Regions from separate parts of the Homo sapiens genome. Here region 2 is linked to region 1. A link is a loop called in an ENCODE intact Hi-C map of the cell type or tissue named here. Cell type or tissue: heart right ventricle. All regions are shown on one strand. Each heading gives the region's core, and the rest is flanking DNA. Links, peaks and the distances in the headings are about the cores only.

Region 1 (5,492 bases), core at 317-5,316:
GCTGCCCTATCGGAACCACCTAGGAAGCTGTCGAAGTGCAGCTCCAGGGCCTCGCACTCAGGGTCTAGTTCAGTAGGTCCAGGGGGGTAGGCCCTGGACTCACCTGTCTGAGGACACGGAAGCGGAAGCAAGCTGATGTTGGGGAGCCTCGGAGGGAGCCCAGAACTCTGCTGTGTCTCCCTGCTCTGGCAGTCATAGGGGCAGCTTTATGCCTGCAGCTCCCAGCCCGAAGATAAGTAGGACCCGTCGGAGCCACCCATCACTCGAGTCCCTGAAGCCTGTCACCGGAACCCAGCCCGTCCAAGCAGCAGAACTCATAACCTTCATTTACTGATGGAGCTGAGCAGCTCACCCTAGACCATCACACCCAGGGGGAGGGAGGCAGAGGAAGAACACAGGAGGAGCTCCGCAAGTGTAAACACACATGGCCACAGCAGGAGAAAAAGCCTAAGGTGAGCAAGATTTAGCAAAAAAAAAAAAAAAATTGAAAATTTTCTTTAAGAAGAGTGAAACAGGCCGGGCGCAGTGGCTCACACCTGTAATCCTAGCATTTGGGAGGCCGAGGCAGGCGGATCACTTGAGGTCAGTAGTTCGAGACCAGCCTGCCCAACATGGTGAAACCCCATCTCTACTAAAAATGCAAAAATTAGCTGGGGGGCGTGGTGGCATGCACCTGTAATCCCAGCTACTCAGGAGGCTGAGGCAGGAGAATTGCTTGAACCTGGGAGGTGGAGGCTGCAGTGAACTGAGATTGTGCCACTGCACTCCAGCCTGGGCAACAGAGCAAGACTCCATCTCAAAACAAAACAAAACAAAACAAACAAACAAACAGTGAAACAGACGGGACATGGAAGCTTATGCCTATAATCCCAACACTTTAGGAGGCCAAGGCAGCCAGATCGCTTTAGGTCAGGAATTTGAGACCAGCCTGGGCAACACAGTGAGACCCCATCTCTACAAAAAATAAAGAAAATTACCTGAGTGTGGTGGTGCACACCTGTAGTCCCAGCTACTTGGGAGGCTGAGGTGGGAGGATCACTTGAGCCCAGGAGGTTGCGGCTGCAGTGAGCCGTGATCACACCACTGCATTCCAGCCTGGGCAACAGAGTGAGACCCTGTCTCAAAAAAAAAAAAAAAAAAAAAAAAAAAAAAAGGAAGTAAAACAAAACTAATAAGAAAGGCCAAAAAATAAAGTGAGTTTCTAGCATGGTAATGAGAAGATTTAGAAAAAAAGTGACAACACGAAACCAAGCCCACCTATTAATGAAAAGTCCAATTGGTGAAAATCTGACAGATTCTCCCAGAGCTCCCCATTGCACCGCTGTAACTGTCCAGTGGGGTTGGGAGTATCCACAAGGCCTTTTGGAGAGAGAGCAAGTCCCACCTCACAGGGACTTGAGAGTGCAGAAGTAATTGCCTGCATTTTCTTTCTTTTTTTTTTTTTAGACGGAGTCTCGCTCTGTCGCCCAGGCTGGAGTGCAGTGGCGCGATCTCGGCTCACTGCAACCTCCGCCTCCCGGGTTCACGCCATTCTCCCACCTCAGCCTCCCAAGTAACTGGGACTACAGGTGCGCGCCACCACACCTGATAATTTTTGTATTTTTAGTAGAGATGGAGTTTCACCATGTTGCACAGGCTGGTCTCAAACTCCTGTGCTCAGGCAGTCCTCCTACCTCAGCCTCCCAAAGTGCTGGGATTACAGGAGTGAGCCACCGCACCCGGCCATATTGCCTGCGTTTTCACAGCAGGGCAAAATACAGGAAGGCCACGAGGCCTGCAATCCCCAAGCAGTTAGTGCTCACGGAGCAGCCCCCACCTCAGTGAGCATCTAGGGGAGCTGGAGGATTTTGCCATCAAGTGTAAGAGTCAAAGATTAGATGTTAGAGCAAGCACAGGATATTATCAAAATGCCAACACATCTGGCCTGATGGGAAAAGCCTAGACCTGTGACGTGGGATTGTGTTTATTCCTGCAGTGGGAGAGACACTAAACCAAAAAAGTTTTATGTTTGCTCAGGGAGGTAGCTATTGATTTATTTATAGAGAGAGGTTCTCACTCTGTTGCCCACGCTAGGGTGCAGTGGCGCGATCATAGCTTACTGCAGTCTTGACCTCCCAGACTCAAGAGATCCTCCTACATCAGCCTCCCAAACAGCTGGGACCGCAGGCATGTGCCATCGTGCCCAGCTAATTTTTTAATTTTTCTAAGTAGAGACAGGGTCTCTCTATGTTACTCAGACTGATCTCGAACTCCTGGCCTCAAGCAATCCCCCCAGCTCAGCCTCCCATAGTGCTGGGATTACAGGCATGAGCCACAACACCCAGCCAAGAGGGCCATTTAAATTCTGATCAGCATAAAGTAAATCTGCAGATTGACTGACCCTCAGTGGCCCTACAAATTTGCCTCGCCTGATTCTCCAGGGATGACCCAGCTTCCATGGTCAAGAACAGACCAAAAAATAGCCATCATATTTATTTCTGGTATTGTGTTTGTATTTCCAGACATGCTGTCTTTGGGAGTTCCTTAGTTGATCTGAAGAACAGCCCTCTTAATTCTGCTCTGTTCCACTCCCCCGTTGGCTCTGACCTCTGATCTCTGCCTTTGAACTTTGTGTGATTTTTTATTGTGCCCAGCACAATGACCAACTTGTAACAGAGCCCAATAAATGCTTGTCTTGTCTGCATCAGATCTCAGACGGTAAGAATAACTGGGCCTTGCCTCTCCACCTGTTCCCGGCCTCTGCTGCCCTCTGGTGGCAGCATGCAGCCCTACTCCATTATTACTGCCCTCGCGGGGACTGTTTTGGAAGCAGGTATCTGTGATTTCAAAATTCTAGCCTTTCCCAATTTACCCGTTCTGTTGACTTACATTCTTGACTCATCTGCCATTTTTGAGAGGAAGTTGGAAATATGTATATGAATAGTTCTAACTTTCAAAAAAGCCATAATGGTTGCAAAATTTCAACTGGAGTTTTCTTTACAGTTAGGTGTTTTGCCCAAAGACCACACCAGGCTCCAATGAATAAATGTTATCTATAAAGAATGCCACAAGATGAATGTAAAATTTGGAAAATTCCAGGACTCTCATCTCATAAGTGTCTGTCCCATCTCAGACACCTATAGCGGAGAGGAAGAAATTTAAAAGAAGAAAAAAATTTTTGTTCTGGCAAAAGCAGTGGGGTTATATCTTCTTTTAGGTTCCCTAAAAATGGGATTACAGGCGTGGTGGCTCTTGCCTGTAATCCTAGCACTTTGGGAGGCCGAGACAGGCAGATCTCCTGAGGTTGGGAGTTTGAGACCAGCCTGACCAACATGGAGAAACCCCGTCTCTACTAAAAATACAAAATTAGCCGGGCGTGGTGGCCGATGCCTGTAATCCCAGCTACTTGGGAGGCTGAGGCAGGAGAATCTCTTGAACCCAGGAGGCGGAGGTTGTGGTGAGCTGAGATCGCACCACTGCACTCCAGCCTGGGCAGCAAGAACAAAATTCTGTCTCAAAAAAACAAACAAACAAACAAAAATCAAAACCTAAAACAAGCACATGGATGCAGGCAGTCTATTTGGGAGGTGATTGCAGAAATAAAGAGCGAGAACCAGGGAGGTCTAGAAAGGGAGAAGTTGGAGGAGCAGTGTAAGGTTGAGTATGTGAGGTTCTCCTACAGATTCTGTAAGGGCATCTTGAGAAGCACAGAGAAAATGTATCGGAATTGTCCAATAGGACAGGAGGCTGGAGCATTTATCACCAGCTTCCACTCCTATGGGTGAGGACTGTCTTCAGTGACATCGATTCACCCTCACTTAGGGACTTCCCAGCCATGCAAGCCAAGCAGATGCTGGCTTTGGCAAAAGTCCTTGGACAAAAGCAGGAACATAGAGGTATGCATTTGTAGTGGGATTCTATCAGTACAAGTTGAGTATGAGCTTGTTAGGCAGGAGCTAGCCACTGGAACTGTGGCTGAAATGAAAGCTGAGACAGAGTTCACACAGAACCTTCCACCGCAATTGAGGCTAAGACCAGAGGCAGACAGAGGGGGCATGATGAGGAGGAACAGATGTGTTTGCTACAGACCCCAAAGGGTCATATCCTCAATGTAAGAGTGAACCAAGAGGAAACCCACCTCCCCAGGGCACTGCAAGTGAAATCTCCTGCGTGGAGTGGGTAAAGGCTGAGGATGCAGAGCCACAAGGAGAGTCCTCACTGAGGTCTGAAGCCTGAATTCGTGCAAACCGGGTGATCTGAAACACCTCAAGCCAAAATTGTGATGTAAAATAGCCCGGTTGGTGGAGCCACAAGGCTCTCAGAGGAAGCAATTAAAATTGTTTTATGGAGAAATGTATCTTCAATTCAGGCCTCAAAAAAATCCCGCAGGTAAAATTCCAAAGACTAGCCAGGCACGGTGGCTTACGCCTGTAATCCCAGCACTTGGGGAGGCCAAGGCGGGCAGATCGCGAGGTCAGGAGTTCGAGACCAGCCTGGCCAATATGGTGAAACCCCATCTCTACTAAAAATATAAAAAGTAGCCAGGCATGGTGGTGCATGCCTGTAGTCCCAGCTACTCGGGAGGCTGAGGCGGGAGAATCGCTTGAACCAGGAAGGCGGAGGTTGCAGTAAGCCGAGGTTGCGGCAATGCGCTTCAACCTGGATGACAGAGTGAGGTCTTGAAAAAAAAAACATAAATAACTTAGGTAAATGTAATAGGATAAATGTCTATAAATGAACTTTTCATGTAATTTGAAATTTTGAAGTTATGTTAGGTTAAACAAAATAATAGATATTCGTTAAATGTCTGGGTCAATTTGTTTCATTAAAAAATAGTATTTTTTAATGAAATACAAGAACACATTATTTTTTATGAACCATATGAAAAATATTATTTTTTAATGAACAAAATTACTGAATATAAATACAAGTGTGTTCTTTGATGCTTACATTTTGTAAAAGATTACATTTATTGGGTCTATTAATACATCCAAAAATTTTATTATGGAAAAACATGTTTTTAAAAATTATGAAATGGGAGCCAGGAGGACTACTTGAAGCCAGTTCAAGACCAGCCTGGACGACATAGCAAGACCCTTTCTCTATGAAAAAATTTAAAGATTAGCCAGGTGTAGTGGTACACCACCTGTAGTGTTAGCTACTTCGGAGGCTGAGGCAAGAGCATCACTTGAGCCCAGGAGTTTGAGGTTGCAGTGAGCTATGATCACACCACGGCACTCCAGCCTGGGCAATAGAGCAAGACCTTGCCTGGGATAGTGACTCTTTCCTTCAACCTTTTCATCACCTCTTATAACTTTTTTTTCTCCAGTCTAACTCTGCCCTTATAGCCTGACACTGAAATGTTTATCTTAAAGGCCTGGAAGAACAATGCTTTCTTTCACTATACCTTGATTCTGTACTCTTGGCTACTCTTGATGTGTCTGAATTTTTGCCAGAAAACTTCCCATCCTGTTGCTAAGAATCACCTATTCCCCTTATCAAGGTACAAGTTT
Region 2 (5,261 bases), core at 1-5,000, 420 kb before region 1:
GCTGGGCGTGGTGGCATGCACCTGTAATCCCAGCTACTTGGGAGGCTGAAGCAGGAGACTCGCTTGAACCCAGCAGGTAGAGGTTGTGGTGAGCCAAGATCGCACCACTGCACTCCAGCCTGGGTGACAGGGCAAGACTCCGTCTTGAAAAAAAAAAAGTTAAAAAATCTTAAAATGAAATGAGGCTGGGCGTGGTGGCTCATGCCTGTAATCAAGCACTTTGGGAGGTTGAGGTGGATGGATCACCTGAGGTCAGGAGTTTGAGACCAGCCTGGCCAACATGGTGAAACTTCATCTCTACTAAAAAAAAAAAAAATACTAGCCATGTGTGGTGGTGAATGCCTGTAATCCCAGCTACACAGGAGGCTGAGGCAAGAGAACCACTTGAACTCAGGAGGCAGAGGTTGCAGCGAGCCGAGATTGGGCCACTGCACTCCAGCCTGGGCAACAGAGTGAGACTCTGTCTCGGAAAAAAAAAAAAAAAAAAAAGAAATGAAATGAAATAGACAATTGAGTTACCTTAGCCACATTTTGAATGCTCCATAGCAATGCATGACCACTGGCTACAAAGTGGGAAGCGCAGATCTAGCATGGTTCCATCAGAGCAGAAAGTTGTACTGGCCAGCATCTCACCTAGATATAATAGTTCATAAGAAATACAGAGATTAGAGAAATATATTCAATACCACAAGGATGCAATCACCCAAATACAGAATATGGAAATTTCTACAGAACAAATGACCCTGCTTCATTTTTTTTTTTTTTGAGACAGGGTCTCACTCTGTTGCTCAGTGGCATGATCTTGTCTCACTGCAAACTCTGCTTCCCAGACTCAAGTGATCCTCCCACTTCAGCCTCCCAAGTAGCTGTGACTACAGGCATATGCCGCCATGCCTGGCTAATTTTTTATATCTTTGGTAGAGATGGGGTTTCGCTATGTTGCCCAGGCTGGTCTCAAACTTCTGACCTCAAGTGATCTCCCCGCCTTGGCTTCCCAAAGCGCTGGGATGACAAGTGTGAGCCACCATGCCTGGCTTACCCAGTTTCTTTAACAAATACATGCCATGAAAAAAGGAAGGGGGAAACTTGCAGATAAAAAGATTTATGAGACGCATCAACCAAACTTGATTTGAACTAACCAACTGTAAAACAGACATTTTCTTTTTTTTTTTTGAGATGGAATCTCTGTCACTCTGTCGTCCCGGCTGGAGTACAGTGGTGTGATCTTGGCTCACTGTAACCTCCACCTCCTGGGTTCAAGCGATCCTCCCACCTCAGCCTCCCAAGTAGCTGAGATTACAGGTGTCTGCCCCTGCACACGGCTAGTTTTTTGTATTTTTAGTAGAGACAGGGTTGTATCATGTTGGCCAGGCTGGTCTCGAACTCCTGACCTCAGGTGACCCACCCACTTCGGCCTCCCAAAGTGCTGGGATTACAGGCGTGAGCCGCTGTGCCTGGACAAGATAGACATTTTTTGAGACAATCCAGGTAAGCAACGAACCGAGGTGGACATATAAACTCATTCAAATATGGCAGGGGTGAAGGACCCAGCTAGGATGAGAGGGGAGTGTGTACCCAGCTAGGATGAGAGGGGAGTGTGCACTCCCGATTTGATGGGAAGAAAAACGAGGGTAGGTAGATCGTTGTTTTGGTGATGTTAGCAACGTGATGCTTCTCATTTGCTGTGGGAGGAAAACGAGCTAGGAATTAGCTTCAAGAACAGCAGCCGCATCACTCCAGGATGGTCCTGAGCTCTGCCCCGGGGAGGGTGAATATGAAAGAGTTGTGAAGTCTTTTCTTTCACCTACCTGGAAAACTGCTGCTCATCCTCAAATTTCCTCTTCCGGGAAGCCTCCCTGGCTTGCCCCACTGCCCAACCCCATCCCATCCTGAAAGCCCTCCCTGAGCTTCCCTCCTCATGCTCCTGAGGGTGGCCCACTCTAAGTGGGACACTGATACCTAGACTTGCAGGGTGAGGAAGAACTGGCCAGGTGGAAAGCCTGGAGAATATGCCAGACCGAGGGCACAGCGTGTGTCAAGAGCAAGCCTGGCTAGAGCTTGAGGCCCACAGGGACAGAAAGGAAAGCTGGATCTTAGGAGGTCAATGAGGAGGTTGGGAGGAAGCGGGATATAGGAAAGATGATAAATGGATATCAGGCCCTAAAAGGTGCCAGATCTGTGGGGAGGTCAGCAGGGCACAGCAGGATTTTTAAGGCCACTGCAAGGGCTTTGCATTTGTTTGAGGGGCCACAGGAAGCCACTGAAGCGTTTTAGGCCGTGGAATGGTCTTTATCCCTCAGTTTTGTCAACCAAAAAAAAAAAAAGAATCAAACTGTAAAATACTTGAAGGGATTTACTCATGTGAGTATTACGGTAGGTAGCTAGGCAGGCATGAACAGGGCAAGAGAAGGCTCCCCCTCCACCCAACAGGAAAGTCAGGCCACCCTCAGGTGATGGTCAGGCAGTTACACTGTTTCTCTAAAATAACAGTTGGTGGCAGCCTGCTCCAGGGAAAGGCAGTTTCCCAATAGATACAAAAACCTGAAACGGATGATCAGCTTCCCAATAAGATCTCAGGAGTTGGGTGACTGAGCTTGAGCATGCGTACTAAGAAGCAAAATGATGGAGTTTAAGAGATATATGACCTTCTAGGAACATTCAGCTGGTAAGGGAAGAAAGCCTCAAGTCAGCATGCGTACAAGGCCAGTCAACAAATTGCACGTTTCCCTCCCAAGCGCTAGCAGGCCACTGACCATGTGGACAACCCACCTCAAAAAAAGAATCAGGGGAGAAGGGCTGCAAGACCCCCAGAAGCGTGCCACCATATAAAACTCCAAGTCAGGCTGGACATGGTGGCTCATGTCTGTAATCCCAGCATTTTGGGAGGCTGAGGCAGGCGGATCACTGGAAGTCAGGAGTTTGAGACCAGTCGGGCCAACATGGTGAAACCCCATCTCTACTAAAAATACAAAACTTAGCCAGGTGTGGTAGTGCATACCTGTAATCCCAGCTAGCTACTGGAGAGGCTGAGGCAGGAGAATTACTTGAACCCAGGAGGTGGAGGTTGCAGTGAGCCGAGCTTGCGCCACTGCACTCCAGCTTGGGCGACAGAGTGGACTCTGTCTGAAAAAAAACAAAAAACAAAAAAACCACAAGTCAAAAGGTCAAACCACACACTTGTCTTTCAAGTTGCCCTCTTGGCCCTCTTCCAAGTGTACTTTCCTTCCTTTTGTTCCCACTCTAAAGCTTTTTAAATAAAATTTCACTCCTGCTCTAAAACTTGCCTTGGTCTCTCCTTCTGCCTTATGCCTCTGTGAACCCCAAAAATCTGAGGCAGATCTCAGTTAATTTAGAAAGTTTATTTTGCCAAGGTTGAGGACACATGCCCATGACACAGCCTCAGGAGGTCTTGGTGACATGTGCCCAAGGTGATCACAGCACAGTTTGTTTTTTTACATTTTAGGGAAACATGAGACATCAATCAACATATGTCAGATGAACATTGGTTCTGTCTGGAGAGGCGGGACAACTAGAAGTGGGGAAGGTTTTCCAGGTCATAGGTAGATAAGAGACCAATGGTTGCATTCTTTTGAGGTTCTTATTAGCCTCTCCAAGACAGGCAAAAGGATACGCATTTATCTCAGTGAGCAGAGGGGTGACTTTGAATAGAATGGGAGGCAGGTTTGCCCTAAGCAGTTCCCAGCTTGACTTTTCCCTTTAGCTTAGTGATTTTGAAGACTCAAGATATTTTCCTTCACATTCCCCCTTTTTCTTTTTAAAAATCTTTTAGAGAAAGCATTTTAGAAGAAAATCAGTCTCTGATCTCAGGTTTCATCTGATCTCTCATGGCTAGGATGGTTTATTCCTAGACAGGTAAGTCCCTAGTTGCTAGGAAAGCTCATTTTTAGAAGGTTGTGAAGTCTCACGTCCTCTGAAGAGAAAATAGGGGGAGGAAAGGAGAACAACAACAAACAAAAGAACAATCCTGAAAAATTGATATAGGCCACATTACTCCGAAGTCCATACATCAGTAGACAGATACGAAAGTGGCTGGCCCGGCGCGGTGGCTCACATCTGTAATCCCAGCACTTTGGGAGGCTGAGGCAGGCGGATCACCTGAGGTCGGGAGTTTGAGACCAGCCTGACCAACATGGAGAAACCCCGTCTCTACTAAAAATACAAAATTAGCCAGGCGTGGTGGTGCACTCCTGTAATCCCAGCTACTTGGGAGGCTGAGGCAGGAGAATAGCTTGAACCCCGGAGGCGGAGGTTGCAATGAGCCAAGATTGTGCCATTGCACTCCAGCCTGGGCAACACAAAGAGCAAAACTCTGTCTCAAAAATAAACAAACAACAAAAAAAGTGGCTTATGTATATAAATATAAATAGGTTGCTGTTATTTTCTTCTGAAGTTTAAGTTGTCCAGCTTCAGTTCACAGGGCTTTATGAAAACACAGCTTAGTTTTCAGTGACTCCAGATTAGGCAAAATGGGGAAAAAAAGAAGGAAAAATTTGAAAACATTATTTTGAAGACACGTTGCCAAGAAAAATTAGAATTTGGTTCAAACTGTAGATAATAATAAGAATTGAAAAATATTAGACAAGACTAGAATCTAACAATGAGTGTTACTATAGTTTTGGAAACATAATTTTCCTCTCTCTAGTTTCCTATTTTTACTAAAGACAAATCATGGTAGGACTGGTTTGCTTTATTGTACTTGGCCTAATTATTTGTATACACTACAGCAAAAATAATTAATGTTTACACAGGCTTTTAAACTGGTTTTGATGGAACGTTGTCCCAGAGAAGGAATCTCAGATAAGACTTTTTTTAAAGCCGAGCCCAGCCATGAATTTGTACCATCAAATACTGATGAGTTGGGTAAATTCTTCTCCTCTTGAGGTTCCAAGATAAACGTGGGGCTCCTGGGCCCCACAGTGACATTCTTTACTTACCACAGGTCAGGAACCCTTTACAGGGACTGTGTAGACAAAGGTATGAGGCCAGTTTTTCAAGGGGCTTTTATTGGCTCCATAAGTGAAGTTTGATTCCTTAAAGGAAAGCACACCGTTCTGGTCAAAGTCTTGGTAAAAATAACTAGTTTCTCCAATGGTGTCCTGTTACAAATGAAAACAGATTCTTTTTGCACTTATGCAAATAACTGTATTGTCATAAGTTAGGAATACTCACAAATAGTTTCCAAAATCTGTAGAAATCAGGTAGAGAGAAACAAATATGCTCTGAATTTTGTTCTTGAGTAT

What was found. Peaks named below come from ENCODE experiments on the same cell type or tissue, not always from the same donor. Only the 100,000 strongest peaks of a DNase experiment are listed, where the experiment ranks them.
Region 2: a loop joins it to region 1, with 8 times the contacts of the local background. A loop is called at or near these places in 9 of 110 quality-filtered maps.

What each region holds. Positions count from the first base shown.
Region 1 is chr16:74,706,862-74,712,353 of GRCh38, reverse strand. No RefSeq gene overlaps it. Among named protein-coding and RNA genes, the nearest start is that of MLKL, 8.7 kb to the right of the region's middle. In heart right ventricle, for the core only: CTCF peaks have their summits at 2,544 and 2,753 (motif pointing left); a DNase peak (open chromatin) is centred at 2,743.
Region 2 is chr16:75,127,881-75,133,141 of GRCh38, reverse strand. It overlaps a transcript of ZFP1 not described here. Among named protein-coding and RNA genes, the nearest start is that of LDHD, 14 kb to the right of the region's middle. In heart right ventricle, for the core only: a CTCF peak has its summit at 2,491; no DNase peak of the experiment used is centred there.